Linked DNA regions of Homo sapiens: regions 1 and 2 are each linked to region 3. The links are chromatin contacts, found by Hi-C or POLR2A ChIA-PET in ENCODE. All regions are on one chromosome and are shown on one strand. Each heading gives the region's core, a stretch centred on a gene start or an enhancer-like site at or near the end of the contact. The rest is flanking DNA. Distances are from core to core; before and after follow the strand shown.

Evidence for each region. Hi-C counts contacts between places; a loop is a spot of excess contacts on that map. ChIA-PET counts read pairs that join two places held with the same protein, here RNA polymerase II (POLR2A). Pooled maps may share reads with other maps.
Region 1: a map with no recorded cell type shows a loop between it and region 3 (8-fold over the local background). The contact joins the promoter of CERNA2 here to the enhancer-like site in region 3. A Hi-C loop is called at or near these places in 6 of 37 single-sample maps with no recorded cell type and 5 of 50 pooled maps. POLR2A ChIA-PET finds 5 or more read pairs at or near these places in 1 of 52 experiments (activated CD8-positive, alpha-beta memory T cell).
Region 2: a pooled map shows a loop between it and region 3 (8-fold over the local background). The contact joins two enhancer-like sites. A Hi-C loop is called at or near these places in 2 of 37 single-sample maps with no recorded cell type and 3 of 50 pooled maps.

Annotation. Positions count from the first base shown.
Region 1 is chr10:84,170,626-84,173,325 of GRCh38, forward strand. CERNA2 (competing endogenous lncRNA 2 for microRNA let-7b) reads right to left here and starts at 1,451. Exons shown (of 2, transcript NR_134505.1): 1 at 1,097-1,451. RefSeq lists enhancers at 770-1,271, 1,186-1,235, 1,586-1,825, 2,646-2,695.
Region 2 is chr10:83,538,704-83,541,403 of GRCh38, forward strand. All of the region lies in intron 1 of LOC105378394 (a long non-coding RNA gene), which reads right to left. Among named protein-coding and RNA genes, the nearest start is that of LINC02650, 140 kb to the right of the region's middle. Within about 2 kb of position 1,433, at least 6 of the 41 ENCODE cell types and tissues checked have a DNase peak (open chromatin) inside an H3K27ac peak, as active enhancers do.
Region 3 is chr10:80,470,977-80,473,676 of GRCh38, forward strand. The region is part of intron 1 of TSPAN14 (tetraspanin 14); the gene reads left to right. Among named protein-coding and RNA genes, the nearest start is that of TSPAN14, 18 kb to the left of the region's middle. RefSeq lists enhancers at 267-506, 517-586, 1,287-1,516, 2,149-2,198. Within about 2 kb of position 1,420, at least 15 of the 41 ENCODE cell types and tissues checked have a DNase peak (open chromatin) inside an H3K27ac peak, as active enhancers do.

The sequences.
Region 1 (2,700 bases), core at 201-2,700, 3.7 Mb after region 3:
CAACATGCCTCAACTTTCTGACTTATTACAAACATTTTTTTTCTTTAAACAACCAGTTAATTTATTTCAGGACAAGAATTTACCATATAACACTCTTTTTACATAAATTCTGCCTCCCCCCCGCTTTTTTTTTTGAAGATAACCATTCCTTTTTTTAAAGCGAACTTTCTTTATGTCTTTGGACTAGACTCTCTAAGGCCACAAGATTAGAAGTTACCACAATATATGTTATGCTGTTAACTTTTAGCAAACTTCACTTTTGTTGAAAACCTTGTAAGTTTGGGATTTCAATTATCCTTTGCTATTAATAAGACCTTGTTTAGTCTAAATTAACTTAGAATTGGTATAGATGGCCTCTTTTTTTTTTTTCTCTGCTGGTCTTTCCTTGCCTCTCCCAACTGCTTATGCTGCTGTTCTTTTAACTACTGTGGAGGGGAAGGGGGTCTAAAACCAGCTGTAACTGTCTATGTATGGAAACTGGTCTGGGTGCCTTGGCTTACAGGTTGCCCTGTGTCATACCGTTGAAACAAGGGACCTGTCCAGGCTTCTTTCTGATGACCAACCCACTCTAATGCTGGCCAGTCTATTTCACACAAAGTTCTAAGTTTTCCTGGTGTCACAGTAACATCGTAATCTCCCTTAAATTCTTTCTTGAAATTTTTATTTTTTTTAACATAGTTCCTAGTGGGGTGGGCTTATTTTTGCCTGACCCATGCTTCTTCAAGACAAAACACCATGTTCACACCACACACACACCACAAAACAAAAAACAGGTAAAAAGGGCACACACACACTTTTGCAGTTTACACCAAACCAAAATCAGAGTATCCAGAAATCCAAGCCAGGTCAAAACTAAAACCAAAGTATCACACAATCTAAGTCAAGTCAAAACCAGAACAAAAGTGTCAATGCAGGCATGCCGTGGGTGATCAGGCCATGTTTCCACCCAGATGGAGTAGGGCAAGTTCCAAAGACTAGTCTTACCAACTCAAGCCAAGTCAAAACCAGAACAAAATGCCAATACAGGCACACTGTGGGTGATCAGGCCACGCTTCCACTCAGATGGAGTGGGGCAAGTTCCAAAGACTAGTCTTACCAAGTTGTAGATGTCCGGACTCCAAGTGCCAGTTCCTTCCTGGTGTTCAGCCACTGTGTTAATCTTCCGTGGGGGCCTGCTACACGCTGCTCTGGCAAGGCGTTCCATTGGGGCAATTGCCTACCCGGGAGCGCTCTTTGGATCACGTCACTCAGGCTGGCCGGAGTTCCCCTCACGGATGCTCCACAGGGCAGGCCTAAGCCGCCTAAGGGGCTGCCTCGGCCATCCGTCAGTCACCTCGTTTCCCAGTCAGGGAACCAAGAAATGTAGCAGGGTGAGCCGCAGACAAAACCTCTCAGACACTGAGTTGTAGAAGGCAGGGCTTTATTCAGCTGGGAGCATCGGCAAGCTACTGCCTTCAAATCTGAGCTCCCTGAATACACAATTTCTGTTCCTTTTAAGGGCTCACAACACTAAAGATTTCACATGAAAGGGTCGTGATTGATTTGAGCAAGCAGGCGGTACGTGACAGGGGCTGCATGCACCGGTGGTCAGAGAGAAACAGAACAGGGCAGGGAGTTTCACAATGTTCTTCTATACAATGTCTGGAATCTATGAATAACATTGGTTTTTAAGTTATGAGTTGATTTTTAACTACTGGGTTTAGTCCAGGCAGGCCCAGGCCTGGTTTCAGGCCTGGCGCCGGGCTGCCTGTCTTTGGTTTTACTTCCTTGTTTTTTCTTAAAAGAGGTACTGAGTATAAAACAATATAAAACAATATGAGAGGGTATCTCTCTTCCCTCAGTTTGGGAGTGGAGGTTTGAGAGCAGCCCAGGCAGAGGCTCATCAGGGTGCATGGGAAACATCCTAATTTCTTCCGAAAAATATTCCTCCTACCCACCACCTCTCATAGGCCCAGGGGCTCTGAACCCTCTGACACCATCTGAGGCCAGAGCCTAGCAAGTGTTCAGGCACCCATGCACCATTATTAAAGGGAACTCAGACCCACTCTGATGGAAAAGGAGCCCAAAGCATTCCTGTCATCAGTCTCTACCCGGCTGAAGGATCCCCCGGCCTCCCTTTTGCCAGTCTGATTCCTCTGCTGGTCCAGGAAGCCCACCATGACCTGGCCTACCATGCCAGGCCATCTCCGACCCAATCTTATTCCATCTCTGCAGAGTGTCCCCTCCCTCCCCCACCTTCTGACTGAGCAACCTACGTCCCCTTCCTTCAGTATAGACAGCACTTACAATGCTGTGAGACAGTCACTTGTCTGCACAGCTTCCTCCACCAACAGGAGCTCCTTGAGGCGAGGCACAGTGTCTTCTGTGTCCCTGGAGCCAAGCGCATGGCTCAGCCCAGGTCACGTGTCCAGTGAATGGGTGGCATCTGAGCCTCCTGCACCTGTGGTCAGACTTTCCCCCATGCCTGCCCTGGGCAGAGGCTCCTCTCTTCCAGGCCTTGTTCAGGGTGACCCTGTACTTGAAGTGTCTTCTCATTTCATCACTGTCTTAAACATCAAAGTCCACCTGTGGCCCCACCTCCTTTAAGAGCTGTGTGAGCACCTTGGTGCAGATGGCTTCTCATACATGCCTCAATACAGGCTTGTGAGAGAGATAGTCCTGTGCCCATTTCACAGATGGGAAGCCGACTCAAAGACATTC
Region 2 (2,700 bases), core at 183-2,682, 3.1 Mb after region 3:
AATGAAATATATCCAATATTTAACTAATAACAAAACAGCTGTCTCTATTTCAAACATTCATACTTTCATTTGAACATGGGAGGTTCTGAATTTTCATCTTTCTGAATCCCTTATTAACTATAAAATCAGTTGAGTGGAGTTTCACCTTAAACTCTGATTGGATAAACATCTAGACCTCAATCATGTTATATGTGGCCAGTGTGCTTGTTGTTGTTATAAGTTAGAGTTGTTAATTTATGAAAACACTGCATATGTTTTGGGACTAAATCAGAAATCATTTTTCAGTATCCAGAGCAGTCAAGTAATAGCATAAAGAGATGGTTTACAGAAATAAAAGAAAGAAAATTGTTTCAATTAGCTACCTCCTGTATGCTTTTCTAAATAAATACCAAGATTCACCCTATCATATAGTTTCACATTATGATAGTCTCATTCTTCATTTATAGATATTATATATGAAGATACCAAAAAGAATATGCAGGATCCTCAGTAGAAGCTGTTGGTGTGTTGTTACTCATAGGTACACTATGGTAGAAGAACACCCACGTCCAGCTGAAGGGCCATTGGGCTAACATCCTGGCACACCCTGGCCCAGGTGCAACCCAGAATCTTTGCATCCCTTCCACCCAGCTTGTCTAATTCCTGTCCCTATCCTTAACTCAATAGGAGCCCAGGATATAGCTGCTCCCTTTTGATAACCATGAACCATTGACATTTCTTTCTTCTTAACTTCCCATTGTTGTAATATTTTCAGAGATAAGTAAGGGTGATCTTGACCACAAAAATCAGGCTAGATTTAAGATTCATTGATTCCTCTTCATCTTGAAATTTTTGGGGTCTCAATGAGTAAATCAATTAGCAAATCAATTAGCTGATCTAGATTAATTTACTTTTCTGAGCCTCAGTTTCCCCAAATGTAAAGACAGTGAAAAGACTAAACTCTTTGGTGTTGAACCAGTTCTGAGGTCTTTTATGATTCATCACAGCTTCCAGCTGTGGGCAGCTGGGGGCAGGCATAGAAGAGCCATTCTATGATGTTTTCCTCTTGGCATAAGCTACTCAGTCACATATTAAGAAATCTCTGCTACCAAATTTTCCAAACCCAGATAGGCTTCCCTTTGGTACCTTAGTACCTCTCTTTCAGTCTCCACTCTGAAATTCTGGGTTTTGATCATACTTCTATTTTCACATAGATTGTCGCACATTCTTTTTGCCCAAGCTCTTTACTCCGGGTTGTTACAAGCTGTTCTGAAAGCTCTGAGTACACTTTTCAGAAACAGCTGTTCTGAGTCAAGGTTGTTTCTGTTCCACAGCAGTGATTTAGCTCAGACTAACTTTTCTCCCCACAATTATGAGCTCATTGCAGTCATCCTGTGGGACCTGTATCTGGCAGGGGAAAGTCTGTTGGAAGAGCAAGAAGAGGATATGGAACAAGCCTGCAGCCCTGGATGACAGGTCTCCCCAGAGATCCCTCCCCCAGCTGGAGCCAGCCAAGCCTAGCCTTTCTGCTGACAGTCATTCCTGCTTCCTGCTTCACCCATGTGGCTCCTGACATGCTGTTTGAAAAGATCTGTAAGGTAGCTGTGTGGCCTCATTTCTGTAAGGATCTCCAGGGAAGCCAGCTTTCTTGGTAACTGCATAATTTATGTCATTCACCTGCTTAAAGGCTCTCAGAGGCTCCCTATCACTGAAAGAATAATATGTAAACCTTTTAAATGACTCCCAAGGCCAGCTTTCTCAACTGTAAAATGCGGTTCAAAACACCTAATTTGTGGGGTGGTTCTGAAAAGTAAATAATTAAATATGCCTAGGTTTCTGTGTAGTAAATAGGGTACAAAACAATTATCAGTTTTCTTCCCCTTCCTGATCTGGTCCTTATCTATGTTATAGGATTATCTCTTATTACTCTCATTCTTCATTTCAGTTATCCAGTCTACTTTCATTCTTCAAGTATTCTTTAATATTTTTATTCAGATTGTATGTGCCTGTTCATATACAATCTTTCTTGAAACTTATGCTTCCCTTTTCTTTTCAGAAAAAACAGCTCATACCACAGCACTCATTTTCACTCTCTTTCAAAGTATAGGTAGTCCCTCTCTTCTTTTCCTCCAGTGTTCCACTGCCCTGGTACAGTTCTGTGACCGTGTTTGGTATTTTGTCATTAATGTAATGATAATAATAGCTATCATTCCTAACATGCTTATTATATACCCAAGACTGCATTTTCCCTTTACAAACATTAGCTTTACTTTTCAAAGCCAGCCTACAATTGTTGATATTTAGCCTCCAATTTAGATGAGAAAAATGACACTGAAAGGGGATGATGTTGCCCAAATATACAGCCTAGTTTGACATGTGCCATGTTGACTAGACAGTACTTCTTAAATAACTATATAAGAGACCTGGCCCTCAGCAAATAACTGCTAAGAGATGAATGACTCAGAAAAGTCTCCCCTTTGATTCTTGATTCTTTTCTCACCAGCATCATGAGCTTCTCTTTTCCTTAAAGGACACATCTGTTCAACCCAGTCGTGTTTCAGTATGTACCATCAAAGAATTGCAGAGGAATGCAATAGATCATTCAAATAAAACTTTTGTTTGTATTACAGACATTGAAACAGACTTGGAGTCATTCAAACCTTTCCTGAGGTCAAAAGTGAAGCAGTGAGGGAACTGGAATTCCAATGACATTCACTTTAT
Region 3 (2,700 bases), core at 170-2,669:
CCCAAACTGGGGAGCTTCTAGATGTGCTGCCCTCATCTAGTACAAATTTAAACTAGCTGCTTTAGGGAGCATTTCCTGACCAGCTTGCCACCACCACCACCTCCTTCTCTCTGCCCTCCAGCACCTACTTGACTGCACTTAGTGAAGGGAGTCATGTTCTGAGTTCCCTGAGTCAGGCACAGGTCCCACTCTGAGTTGGTGTTTGTCTCCACGGCCTCATTCTCGGTGTCTTACATGCAGCAGTGCCCTGAACATGTAGAAACAAGTCTTTAGGTGTTTGTCTCCCACAGCAAAAGTCTTTTCACCCCATGGGCTTGGCAGGCGAGCCTGTGCACTGATGGATTGCTGGGTGGTTTGCTTCAACCTTGCTGATCTAGGGAGGCCACAGGGCCCAGCCCAGTCCTCCTGAGGTCTGGAGGCACAGCACCTTGGACTCCCTGGGTTCTTGTTCACATTGGGAATACTAGTGTAGACTGGGCCCAGACTCTCCACGTTTGTTTGCAACTAGCTGAGGAAGAGGCTCTGATGTGCTCTTACCAGGGGCATATAAAAGGATTCTGTGTATAGACATTTCATGTAGACTTAGATTTTCAGAAACAGGCCTGTCATGATGATCAGGGTATGGGTATAGGACACGTGCACTATGCCTGCTTTGGCCTAGCATCCTCCCTTGAGTGGGCAGCTTCACCTTCAATGGCAGAGGGAAGTAGGTTGGGACATCAACTTGGAAGTCAAGGTGCCAGGCCTCCTTTTGCCTAGCCATTTGAGAAGTGGGGGTGGGGTGGGTAGCAGGTGTGGGGTGAGTGGCAGGTGTGGGTGACCAGGCCCTGCCTCACCTAGGTGGGCAGGTGTTGCCCTGAGGCTGCTGGTGCAGTTGAATGAGCTGCCTGATGAATCATTCTGAAAATCTCTCATGGGTGCTGGGCGTGGTGGCTCATGCCTGTGATCCTAGCACTTTGGGAGCCCGAGGCAGTAGGATGGCTTAAGCAGGAGTTTGAGACCAGCCTGGGCAACATAGGGAGACCCCATCTCCCTATGTAGCTGGGACTGCAGGTGTGCACTGAGGTAGGAGGATCACTTGAGCCCAGGAGGTCAAGGCTGCAGTGAGCTGTGACGGTGCCACTGCACTCCAGCCTGGGTCACAGAGTGAGGCCCTGTCTCAAAAACGTAAAAGTGAAAATCTCCAATGGGGCCCAAGGCCTGAATGTTTTGTTTGCTTTTTTTTTGTTCCTCCAAGAAGGACCACAAACTCTATGTTTCAGTTACTTGAAGCCAGTTATTTTGTAGTATCTCCCTTAATTTAAGTTTGTTTGTTGTTTCCTCATGGTTAGCTGCAAGTTTTGCAGTTTTGTAAGGAATACTGCGGAAATGGTGAGTTCTAGGTGCATCCCCTTGGGAGGCACATGATGTGGGTCTGAGTCATTACCGGTGATATTGACAATGATCGCTTGCTTATGGTGATGTCTGCTGGGTTTCTCCCCTCTAAGTTACTATTTTGTTCTTTGTAAGTGTCCTGTGGGGAGATACTTTGAGATTATGCAAATACAGTATGCTATTTCACATCAAACTCATGACTGGTTTTAGGACCCATTGCAGATTCTTGGCACAGTCGGTTGTTTCTGTCATGGGTGTTGAATGCGATGATTTAATTCCATAATTCCTTCTACATTTATCATTTAACTATACAGAACTGCTGTAGCTATGTATCATTGTGCTACACATAACTTTTCCTTCTTTCCTGTTTATTTATCTCTGTGTGTGTATTAGAATGGGCTCATGAATTCTTATTTTATTCAATGAGTTAAAATCCGTTGTTATTATTGTTTATTTTGCCGCTCAGATTGTTCCAGATTTGGCCAGTGGGGGCTTTTTCAAGCTGCTGTGAATGACAGCTCTTCAAAACATGCATTTCCAAGTCTATCACAGTTCTGTTGAACTAGTTGCCATATGATTCTGGAGGCAGCTCCTGAGCCGTTCTGCTGTCCTGTGGAGCATGGCGTCAGTCACAGTAGGCCCATGGTTTTTAGTGTGCACCTTGTGAAGCCTTCCTTTCCCCCAGCCACCTGAAGATAAAAGTGTCCTGCTCTGCCTGCTTCCATGTTGGGTTTCTGGGTCAGAGTTTCTTTGAACAAAGCCTCCTGTAGCTTAAAAAATAATAAAAATAGTAAGCTTGGAAGTCACTGGACTAGGTGACCTCCATTCCAGGCCCAGTGCTTCTCCCACTGAGGACTCCCCTGACTCAAATCCACCCACTCTGCTGCTTTCCTGATGACAGCACTGAGGTAGACAGAGGCCTCCTCTCACCAGGTTAATGAGGAGGCCCCTCGGTGTCCTGAAACTTGGCAGGTTTTGGGTTGTGAGTTTTTGGTGGTGGAAATTCACAGTGTTTCAGTCACTAAGATCAGGGTTTTTACAGGATGCCAGGCACTGAGACCCTCAGACCCTTTGGAGAGCCTGGTGGAGCTCAGAGCTGGGGCCCAGCCTCTCCTGCACCTGCATGTGGAGGCCATCCAGGGCTGGCGGTCAGGGGCTTGATGGCCTTGGAAGCTGGGGGCCCACCTTCCCCACACTGTGCCAGGGCAGTGTTTGTCACCCTGTGATAAAGGAGGGGATCCAGCCCCCCTGACGTTGTGCAGCTGTGTAGTGACTTCCCACAGTAAAGAGTCAAACTTCTTCACTCCAGTGAGCGGTTGCTGCCAC